Linked DNA regions of Homo sapiens: regions 1 and 3 are each linked to region 2. A link is an interaction called in ENCODE POLR2A ChIA-PET data of the cell type or tissue named here. Cell type or tissue: Panc1. All regions are shown on one strand.

What was found. Peaks named below come from ENCODE experiments on the same cell type or tissue, not always from the same donor. Only the 100,000 strongest peaks of a DNase experiment are listed, where the experiment ranks them.
Region 1: POLR2A ChIA-PET joins it to region 2 with 6 read pairs; 2 of 35 experiments call an interaction of 5 or more read pairs at or near these places.
Region 3: POLR2A ChIA-PET joins it to region 2 with 14 read pairs; 1 of 35 experiments calls an interaction of 5 or more read pairs at or near these places.

Annotation. Positions count from the first base shown.
Region 1 is chr12:69,322,586-69,326,585 of GRCh38, forward strand. No RefSeq gene overlaps it. Among named protein-coding and RNA genes, the nearest start is that of LYZ, 24 kb to the right of the region's middle. In Panc1, no CTCF peak of the experiment used is centred here; no DNase peak of the experiment used is centred here; H3K27me3 peaks cover 629 bases.
Region 2 is chr12:69,100,801-69,104,800 of GRCh38, forward strand. No RefSeq gene overlaps it. Among named protein-coding and RNA genes, the nearest start is that of TODL, 95 kb to the left of the region's middle. In Panc1, no CTCF peak of the experiment used is centred here; no DNase peak of the experiment used is centred here; H3K27ac peaks cover 2,116 bases.
Region 3 is chr12:69,500,407-69,504,406 of GRCh38, forward strand. All of the region lies in intron 1 of FRS2 (fibroblast growth factor receptor substrate 2), which reads left to right. Among named protein-coding and RNA genes, the nearest start is that of SNORA113, 13 kb to the right of the region's middle. In Panc1, no CTCF peak of the experiment used is centred here; a DNase peak (open chromatin) is centred at 2,165.

The sequences.
Region 1 (4,000 bases), 220 kb after region 2:
TCCCCCCCCAACAAAGCTGGCCCCTTCCAGATGACTCTTATTTTCTAGTCCTGCCCCTGCCCTAACAGAATCTGGAAGGGCTCCCTCTTAATGGGGCTCTCAGCCTTACCCAGGCATGGTCCATCAAGATGTAGTTATGACAGGGAAAAACCAAGGCCTGGGTTATCCAGACAGAACTACTGAGAAAAAATCTTCCAGAAGCTGCTGAGATGAGAGAAAGACAGGAGTGATTATGGAAAAGACCACCACTCATGAAGCATGTAGTAATATGCCAGGAACTGAGACAATGTATTAATAATGACTTTCTGTGTTTCTGTAAGATGTCTGGTTTGACATCTTAGGAGCCCTACTGGCAGGGGAGGGACTGCTCCTTCCAGGGCTAGTTAATTCCTAGACACAGTAAATAACTTGCCTGGGAAAACACCTTTCATTTGCAACACAACAAATCCAAAGCCACACCCCCAAACCTTTGGGGGTCGTGGCTATATCTAACTATCACACACCAAGCCAATATTTGTCCTATCCTAAATCACCCCTGGGCCAGGTACCTAACAACTAGAGCCCATCCCTATAGTCCAGAGTCTGTGGAAATTATTCAAACTAGCAAATTTTAAACTATTTACTGTCTTGCTCCTTCCTTCTCATGGAAATCACAATAAAGTCTTTGAGCCATGCTTTCCTCCTGCTCCTATGCCTTCTAACTGACCCAGGTGCTTCCACATGTGGTCCTGAGTGGAATGGCATGTACCCTTCTCTAGATAACTGAATTACAATGAAATCTTCTTTCAATGACATTAGCCTCTCTCTGCAATCGCTCAGTCATCTCCAAAAGTGAAAATCCTACAAGTACAATCAAGACACATAGGCACTTTACATATGTAATCCCATCAAACTCTCACATCTTCTAGGAAACTGAGGCTCATTGAAGACCCTTCACAAGCTCCTACAGTTTTAGTGCAGAGCCAAAATTTAAGCTCAAGTTTTTTGGACTTTACAGCCTATGCTTTTTAAATTACAACACGACACTGAGTCCCTTGACCCCCCATTTGCCCTGTAAGTCCTCACCCTGGAGGGACTAGAAATCAAAAGTGTTGGATTATAATTCATCTAGGACCTTGCTATGGACTGAATTTTGTCCCCCTTCACTACACCCCCAAATTCATACGTCAAAGTCTTAACCCCCTATGTGAATATATTCGAGATGGAGTCTTTAAGTAGGTGATTAAGGTTAAATGAGGTCATAAGAGTGGAGCTCTGATTTAATAGAACTGGTACCCTTATAAGAAGAAGAAGAGATTCAGAACTCTTTCTTCACCATAGGAAGATACAGGGAGAAGGTGGCAGTCTGCAAAGCCAGGAAGAGAGCCCTTACAAGAACCTAATGATGCTAGTTCCGATCTCAGACTTCCAGCCTCTAAAACTGTGAGAAAATTAATTTCTGTTGTTTAAGCCACCCAGTCTGTGGTATTTTGATATGACAGCCCTGAGTTGACTAAGATAGCCCCTACCTCATTTCTATACCTTGGCCAATCACTTCTCTCTGAACGTTAGTTACTCATATAACCATAAACAGTTTTATTTGTAAAGGTACAATTCTCAAATTATTAAGACCAAATCTCAGTTCTGCTTCTGATTCTATTATAGAAAATCACAAAAGGGTGTCAATCTCATGCTAAAAATCAAAACAAGCCAGACATAATTTTTTTAAATGCTTCAGAGAACTGAAGGTCCAGGTATGGTGGCTACTAGGGCAGCTGAGGCCTGGAGTTCCAGACCAGCCTGAGCAAGATAGCGAGACTCTTACCTCTATAAGAAAGAAAGAGAGAAAGAAAATAAAGAAGGGACTAAAGACACAAAGGAATCTAGAAAGAAAAGAAACACAAACTCCAGAAAGTAGCCCTTATCTAGGAAAGATAAGACCCACAGCTGCTCTCATCACTGGAGCAAGAACAGGTTAGGGGAAAAAAAAAAACCATGGATGGGAATAATGAGAAATTAGCTAGTTTTTCACCAATATATAATAATGGGCTAGTGAAACAGATTAAATCCCAAAGATACCCAGCCACAGAGCAAGTCTGCATCCACTCATTCACTTTTTCCCGTGGGTCATTATACAACAGTAGTAGGTAAAAAGTTAGAAGGAGAGAAGAAAAGTTAAGAGAGATCCCCTGTTGGGGTGTGTGGAGTCTTCTGCAAGTTCATAGCTCTTTCTGGAGGCAAGGGAACAGGGAAGACGAGTGGAGAGAAATCCATCAGACGTACTCTAATGTCCAACTGTGAAAGTTGAGATAGGTCAGGAATCCTCACAAGCAATGCAGGCATTCAACTACCAAAGCCTAAAGACTTAGTAGGAAAGCTAAGAAACTCCTCTGAAACATTCTGGACCTTCATGGAGAGCAGAGAAGCTGTCCTCCAAAGGCCAGAGGGTGAGCAGCAAGGCTTCAAGAGACCTCTACACACACAAACAGGAGACTAGACTGAAAAACAAAGAAAACTCCCAGTAACCCATAACCTGACAGCTTGGCTGTGAAGCAGGAAGAGATTCCCCCAGGTGACATGGCTGGGAAGCACAGATGGATCTCTAGGATGTTGTTAATTCTCAGATCCCAGGCTCTGCTGAAGAGAAGCCCTCATTCTACTCCATAACACTTGAAGTCAGTGGTGAACAGAAACTAACTAAAACCACAACACAGTCAAACACAGCTCAACTACACATCAGATAGACTTAGTTCCATGCCAATAGCCTGACACAGAAGAGGAAGTGGATCTGGAGATGGTCTTTAATGGAAATCACCACCAAGAAAGAAATTTTTTTTTGAGATTACAGTTTTATCTCTTGTTTACTAAATGTAAATTGTGTGTTTGCATGTATGCATATATATGTGTGTGTATATATCCATATGCAAAAAAAAAAACTTGGGTCTATACATTGCACCATTTCACCATACATAAAAATTAACCCAAAATGGATCATAAACCTAAATGTGAAACATAAATCTATAAAACTTCTTAAAACAAACATAGTAGAAAATCTTTGGACCTTGGGTTGGGCAAAAATTTCTTAGATACAGCACCAAAAGCACAACCCATAAAAACAAATCAATAAATTGGACTTCATCAAAATTGAAAACTATTCTTCAAAAGACAATGTTAAGAGACTGAAAGACAACCCACAGGTCACAGACTATGAGAAAATATTTACAAAGCAAATATTTGATAAAGAATTTGTATCTAGTCTGGGCGTGGTGGCTCACGCCTGTAACCCCAGCACTTTGGGAGGCTGTGGTGGGTGGATCACCTGAGGTCAGGAGTTCAAGACCAGCCTGGCCAACATGGTGAAACCCTGTCTCTACTAAAAATACAAAAATTAGCTGGGCATGGTGGTGGGCACCTGTAATCCCAGCTACTGGGGAGGCTGAGGCAGGAGAATTGCTTGAACTGGGGAGGCAGAGGTTGCAGGGAGCCGAGATTGTGCCACTGCACTCCAGCCTGGGTGACAGAGCGAGACTCTGTCTCAAAAAAAAAGAAAAAAAAAAAGAATTTGTATCTAGAATATATAAAGAACTCTTAAAACTCAGTAATAAGAAAACAATGTTTTTTATGGGCAAAATATTTCAACAAACATTTTACCAAGTAACATATGTAGATGGCAAATGAGCCCATGAAAAAAATGTTCAACATCATTAGTCATTGGTGAAATGCAAATTAAAAGCAAAATGAGATACTATTGCATACCTATTAGAATGACTAAATTAAAAAGACTGACCGTATCATGTGTTGGCAAGGATATGGTGGAACCTGAACTCTCATATGCTGGTTTTACATATGAGACACATATGATTGTAAAATGGTAAAACCTTTGGGAAACAGTTTAACAGTTTCTTAAAAAGTTAAACATACACCTACTATGTGATCCAGACATTCTACTCCTAGGTATTTACCCAAGAGAAAGAAAATAGATGTCCCTACAAAGACTTGAGACACGAATGTTTGTAACAGC
Region 2 (4,000 bases):
GGAGGCAGACGCTGCAGTGAGCCAAGATGGCACCATTGCACTCCAGCCTGGGCAACAAAATGGGACTCTATCTCAAAAAAAAAAAAAAACACATTGTGGAAAGATAGATACATCATGATATCATTTATACAAAAAGGAATACAAAACAAAATAGTTCCTTACGTACTGTGGGTACATACCAAGGGGTCTTCAAAAATTCATGGAAAATGCACTCATGAAAAAAACTATGCATGCATTTTAATTTTTTGGGGATCAAAATAAACTCATACTAACTTGTTATAATATGTCTAAACAGGATCTAGCCGATGCTCTAAGAAGGATAAGACATCAGTTTGAAAAGAGCCCTTACCTTTACCAGAATGAATTCTGCTAAAATTGAAGCAAAAACAGACATCAAATTTATGGTAAAGCGTGGATGGAAGAATGGTGAAATCATTAATGCTTTACAAAAAGTTTATGGAGACAATGCCCCCAAGGGAGTCATCTGTTCATAAAGGGATAATTTGTTTTAAGAAGGGAGGAGACAGTATTGAAAATGAATCCCATCATTTCAGTGGCAGACCATCCACATTAATTTGCAAGGAAAAAATTCATTTTGTTTGTGCCTTAACTGAAGAAGATAAACAATTAACAGCACAAACAATGGCCAACACCATAGACATCCCGACTTGTTCAGTTTACACAATTCTGACTGAAAATTTAAAGTTAAGCAAACTTTCCCTTCAATGAGTACCAAAACCATTGCACCCAGATCAGCTACAGATGAGAGCAGAGCTTTCAATGGAAACTGGAAACAAGTGGGATCAAGGTCCTGAAGCATTTCTTCGAAGAACTGTAACGTGAGATGAAACATGGCTCTACTGGTATGATCCTGAAGGCAAAGCCAATCAGAACAACAGCTACCAGTGGAAGCGGTCCAGTTAAAACAAAAGCAAAGGTCAAGAGCAACGGTCATGGCAACAGGTTTGGAGGATGCCCAAGGCATTTTGTTTGTTGACTTTCTGGAGGGCCAAAGAACAATAACATCTGCTTGCTATGATCATGTTTTGAGAAGGTTAGCCAAAGCTTTAGCAGAAAAATGCCCAGGAAAGCTTCAACAGAGAGTCCTTCTCCACCATCACAATGTTCCTGCTCATTTCTTTCGTCAAACAAGGGCAATTTTGTGAGCTCCCAAGGGATATTATCAGGCATCCACCTTACAGTCTGATTTGGCTCCTTCTGGTTTCTTTTTGTTTCCTAATCTTAAAACATCCTTAAAGGGCCCCTATTTTTCTTGAGTTAATAATGTGAAAAAGACTGCATAGACATGGTTAAGTTCCCAGGATTCTCAGTTCTTTAGGGAGGGACTAAATGGCTGGTATCATTGCTTACGAAAGTGTCTTGAACTTGATAGAGCTTATGTTAAGAAATAAAGTTTATATATTTTTTATTTTTATCTTTTAATTCAATTCTTCCACAAACTTATTGAAGTGCCCTCATATGTTTGTATGCAGATGCACAGAAAATACCTGGGAAGATTTACACTAAACTGACAGCAATGTTTTTGGCTGGTGAGAGGATAGGGTTGGGGGTGGAGAACAGGTGGTCCCTGGCAGGGTCTCCCGGTCAACACTGCATAACTCACAGGGCAAGGTAATCTCTGTGAACCTGTGTGACATTGTGGTCCTGCTCAAGGGATGCTTTAGCTTTATTTGTAATGTTTAGATTTTTTTTGTTGTTTTTTTTGTTTGTTTGTTTTACAAGCAAAGCATCTTACTTTTGCGATAAAAATAAACTGAATAAGGCTGGGTGCTGTGGCTCATGCCTGTAATCCCAGCACTTTATGAGGCCAAGGTGGGTGGATCACCTGAGGTCAGGAGTTCCAGACCAGCCTGGCCAACATGGTGAAACCCCATCTCTACTAAAAATACAAAAAATTAGCCGGACATGGTGGCACATGCCTGTAATCCCAGCTACTTGGGAGGCTGAGGCAGGAGAATCGCTTGAACCTGGGAGGTGGAGGTTGCAGTGAGCCAAGATTGCACCATTGCACTCCAGCCTGGGCAACAAGAGCAAAACTCTGTCTCAAAAACAAAAATAAACATACTGAATAACTACCAGTTAGTGGCTGGTAGTTATTCAATGTATTATCTCTTCCATGAGCATTGTGGTTTTATTATGGGTCAATTCTTAACTGCAAAGAATGAATATCTAATAAAGCTGTTCAGAGATCAAGGGAAGTGAAAGAGGAAGTCATGTGGATCAGGAAGGAGTCTCGGGGTTCTTGAAGTTGCCCATGTGAGCAATTGTTAGTGCTGACCATGCGTGTGCCCACAGAGTCAATAAGGTTTCCTAACGTGCCATGCTTTCCATAAATTAAACTAGATGATTGTTCTGATGCTGAAGCACTAGACAAGCTCCACAAGAAGATCCCTGTGACTCTCTGATTTCTTTCTCATTCAAACAAAAACAAAAGCCAGGCCTGGTGGAACATGCCTATAGTCCCAGCTACTTGGGAGAATGAGGTGGGAGGACTGCTTGAGCCCAGGAGTTTGAGGCTGCAGTAAGCTATGATCACACCAGCGCACTCCAGCTGGGTAAGAGAGCAAAACCCTATCTCAAAAAAAAAAAAAAAAAAAAGAAATTAAAATAAATAGTAATAATGGTAAATTTACCATGCCCTGGTTCTCCCCCATTTAAACACCCTATTACTGTATCTGGTTCTCTGTGTCTGTGGGCCATCTTCCTAAGAAGTTCCCTGGGCAGCCTCTCTTGAAGTTAGAAAGAAGCTATTACTTGCTAACGGTGAAGAGGTGGAAAGAATGAGTGGGGTGGGGTGGGGGAGATGGGAGATGGGGAATAACTGCCGGAAGATGAAAGAGAAAAATGCAGCGAGCGACTATATTCTGGCTTAGCCCCCTCCATAAAAGCCACAGTAAAACGTATGTCTCCATTTTCAGTTTTTACCATGAAGAATCATGTATGGTTTAGAATCAATAAAAGTAACACAAATATCTGAAGAGGACATATGTCTCTTGAATTTAGAAAACATTAAAGAAACAAAGCCATAGATTTGGGTCCTAAGTCACAGTGGTCACTTCAAGATGTAATTCTTCTTTTCTTTTTTTTTGAGACAGCGTCTCACTCTGTTGCTCAAGCTGGAGTGCAGTGGCACAATCACAGCTCACTGCAACCTCACCTCACAGGTTCAAGTGATTCTCGTGCCTCACCTTCCCAACTAGCTGGGAATATAGGCATGCTCCACCATACCTGGCTAATTTTTTTATTTTTGTAGAGATGGGGTCTCATTATGTTGCCCAGGCTGGTCTTAAACTCCTCAGCTCAAGTGATCCTCCTGCTTTGGCCTCCTAAAGTGCTAGAATTACAGGCATGAGACACCACAAGATGTAGTTCTTGTAAGACTTGGTTCTCATCATTAGCCACAGATTAGTCCAGGTTTGCCACAGTTCAGATTCAAAAGAAATGTACCCTGGCCACTCTATGAAACATATTTTATGCATTTTGCTGCATTAGAAATTAAGACAGTCCCCCACAGTAAGGCTTTAAAAAATGAAGCCTTAGGCATATACAAACAAAATGGAGTTTTGACGGGGTATTATTTAACACAGATAGTCTTCATTTTACAAAGAGATAGACAGGATTACAGAATATTAAAGCTAGAAGATATTTTGAACCATCAAGTCTTTTTACAGCTAAGGAAACTGAAGCTCAAGCTGAAGAAGCTGGATTTATTCAAAATTGCCTATGTAGTTCCAGGGACACTTAAAGAATCCTCGCTGATCTATTTATTCAGACAACAAATGTGCCTGGAGCATTTACAGTGTATTAGACAGTGTGCTAAACTCTCAGTAAATGCTAGCTTAGGTGCCCATGCAGGCATTACTGGTTGATCACCACACTCTTTTCTGCCTCAGAGCACTATCTACAAGGTGTTGCAAGTAGCCAATTGAAGTGAATCTTATTTGTGGTTCCTAGATTTAGGTATTTCTTTTAATTAGCT
Region 3 (4,000 bases), 400 kb after region 2:
CAGTGGGAATAGAGAGGAATTGATAAAATACCTTCTCAGTGTGTTAGGAAGTTTTATCTAGAATATAAATTAGTAAATGAAAATGTGGACAAGGTGCCTAACAATGATGAAGAAAATGCATTCTTAGATTTCAAATATAGTATCTATTAGAACATTTCTTTTGGTTATGATTCTGGTCTTATGATTGAGTCTTAGCAGGCTTATTTAATTCAACCATAATAATTCAGTAAATGACATTTGTAGATACAGGCTTAAACGTGAATTAGACTGTCATCTTTTTATATATGAACTGTCTCTAAAAAGGAAGAATTCCACCCCTTTTTAGATCCTACTTTGAGGGAATGTGATTATATATAATAGGGATAGGGAATAATTTTGAGGAATAGTTTTGTGAGTCATATACAAAGGTATGAACCAACACTGGTCACAGATGTGAAGTTCTTTTTACTTTTGGTGGATGGGGGAGGAATGAATGTATTAATGGTTTACTTGTGTTTTTGTTATCCTTAAAATGAAAATTTGTCCCTTAATTCTGAACACATTTTTGGAAGTTCTTTAAATTTATGCTGATTAAATCATTCTACTTTTCTGTGGATTATGCATAATAGTACTTTGTTGTTTTCTACATTATAAAATTAATTTTAAAGAATATCTAAGGGGAATGTATGTGCTTTCCCTGCCTTCTTTTCAAGCTGAATTGAGATGGTCCCAATTTAAGATGAACTTTTTCTGTTGAAAAAAGACTTGTTTAGGAATTGCCATCCTTAAAAAAAAAAAAATCATTGTATTGCTACATATGATGATTACAACCTCCCCCCTCCCCCTTTAAAAGAATGAGACAAGATATAAATAAATACGTAGTGTAATTGCCAGGACACAAAGCTCTGTAATGTACCTGAAGTACAGACTGCTCATGGCACCTAACCACCATTTTTAACAGTGATTCTGTGGGGGTGGAAAGACATTCGTGACTCCCGACCAACCAGTGAATCATTTTGGCATGTACCATGTTGAAGTTTGGAATAGAAATAATTGTTTCTAGCAGAAGAGATGTATTAGAATTAGATATCTCTTGCTGTTATCTGCTCTTGAATGTGCCAGAAATTGTATTCAGTAGAAGGTATAATTGTTAACATATTTCTTTTGCATTATATTAGGGCTTTTAAACTTAATTTTGAGCAACATTCAGTTTAGCATAACAAACAAATTAGATGTTAAGTGTTAGATTCACTGTAGAAATATGCTCCACTGCTCATCTGGAGATTTTTCTGGTTCTCAGTTTCTTCAAGCATATCAGGATTCTCGAACTCTGGAGGGTGTGGACGGTTGTGTGGAAAGAGGTGATGAATTGGCTGTATTACCTGAAAGTAAATTCCCCATCTTAATCAGTTGATGTTGGGATTTCATTATCATATTGTTTATTAAAACACCATTCTATTGTTGTTGATATATTTTCCAGGTTACAAGCATTCTTTACTAGACAGCATTAGCGTAGACATCTGTGGAAGCATGTGTGAAACAACTGTATGGAGAAACACCTATCTGTTTTTTTTGTTTTGTTTTTTTTGTTTTTTTGTGAGATGGAGCCTCCCTCTGTCACCCAGGCTGGAGTGCAGTGGTATGATCTCGGCTCACTGAAACCTCCGCCTTCTGGATTTAAGCAATTCTTCTGCCTCAGCTTCCTGAGTAGCTGGGTTTATAGGCACCTGCCACCACGCCCGGCTAATTTTTGTATTTTTAGTGGAGACGGGGTTTTACCGTGTTGGCCAGGCTGGTCTTGAACTCCTGAACTCAAGTGATCTGCCCACCTTGGCCTCCCAAAGTGCTGGTATTACAGGTGTGAACCACTGCACCTGGCTAACACCTATCTTTTGTATTAAAGGGACATCATTTATTAGAATGGACTTCACTGAATGCAGCTTTTCCAGTTGATAATGTAGTTATTCCAAGAAATCTTATATATAACACAGTTTACTGTGATTTTTTTAATTTTTAATTTTTTTTTTATTATAGAGTTGGGGTCTCACTGGTTGCCCAGGCTGGTGTCAAACTCCGAGGCTCGAGCGGTCTTCCCACCTCAGCCTCCCAAAGTGCTGGAATTATAGGTGTGAGTCACCATGCCCGGCCACTGTGATTTTTGGTTGATGACAGCTTATCCAGCAAATATTTATTGCATGCCTATGTGTCAGACATTTTTTAAGGTGCTCAGTATTCCGCAGAGAACAGGAGACATAATCTCTGTACGGATGGAGCTTTCATTATGATAAGTGAGAGGAGCAGCAAGCAAATTAATACATACAGTCTGGTAATTATAAATATGAGGGAAATGAATGCAGTGTGGTTTCAAAGCTATGTACCCCATTATGATGACCTTTCTTTAGTTTCCAGGCAAATTTATAGTCTGCCTCTGGTCTTCCTGTTGGAAGTGTTGCTGAAGCTAGAAGTAAATCTACCTACTCTAGCAGCAGCAGCAGCATCAGCATCAGCAGCAGCTGCCGCCTACAGCCTTTCCCTCCAAGGAGTCCCTTATTAATTTTGCTACATAACAAATTACCATAAATTCAGTGGCACCCACAGTTCTATACATCAAAAATCTGGATACATGTGGCTAGATTCTCTGCTCAGGATATCACAAGGTTGAAATCGAGGTGTCAGCTGGGATGATTTCTTGTCTATAGGCTCTGGCAAAGAATCCACTTCTAAGCTCATTCAGATTATTGGCAGAACTGAGTTCCTTGCAGCTGTAGGACTGACGTCTTGTTTCTTTGTTGGCTGTCAGCTGGGAGCCACTCTCAGCTTATAGATGCTGCCTTTATTCTTTGCCATATGCCCCCCCTCCATTTTGAAAGCCAGCTATGGAGAATATCGTTTTTGTCTAATCTCTCACCGACCAGTCTCTCTGACTTCTGTCTTCTAGACCCACGTTTGAAGGATTTTTGAGGTTAGTTCAGGATTATCCAGCTGGATAATCCCATTTTCTTAAAGTTAGCCTGATCATGAAAGTAAAATCCCATCATATTCATAGTCCTAGAGATTTTACAGGGTATATACATCATGGAGCAGGGATTTTGGATCTTAGAATTCTGCCTACTACTGACAGTCCCCATTGCATGGCTGCCAGTAAGTGATGCAGTCGCCTCTTGTGTGTGGTGTGTGAAGAGGAGCATTAGCAACCCTCCTTTGTACATCTGTCTATCACCAGAGACCATGAGCTTCTACGTGGTGGTAATGGAGATTCTTTTGGGCTGTGGAGAGGAGTTTGGGCAGTAGTTGGTAGGAACTGCTGAAGTTGTGAAATAGTGTCTTTGCATTTACCTCTTCAGTGCTAGGAGTAAGATGGGGAATGATGGCTTGGAGAAGAAAGCAGAGTGGAAGGGTAGGTTCTCATGCCCTACATCACCCCTGGGGTGCAGAGTTTAGCCATTTTATAGAAATGAGAACAACACCAGTGCTTTTATTTTTTAAATCCCAAATGAAAATTAGTATTAAATTGCTTTTACAGATTTTTAAAATTTGGCTGGGCCCGGTGGCTCATGCTTGTAATCCCAGCACTTTGGGAAGCCGAGGTGGGTGTATCAGTTGAGGTCAGGAATTTGAGACCAGCCTGTCCAACAAGGTGAAACCCCGTCTCTACTAAAAACACAGAATGTTTATTGCATGCCTATGTACCTGACAGTTTTTAAGGTGCTAAGTATTCAACAGAGAACAGGAGACATCTCTCTGTTCTGATGGAGCTTTCATTCCGATGAGTGAGACAAGCAGCAAGCAAATTAATAGATACAGCCTGGTAATTATAAATATGAGGGAAATGAATGCAGTGTGGTGGCAGGCACCTGTAATCCCAGCTATTCGGGAAGCTGAGGCAGGTGAATTGCTTGAACCCAGGAGGTGGAGGTTGCAGTGAGCCAAGATCATGCCAGTACACTCCAGCCTGGGTGACAGAATGAGACTCCATCTAAAAAAATAAATAAAAAGTTTTTAAGGGAATTTAAAGCATAGA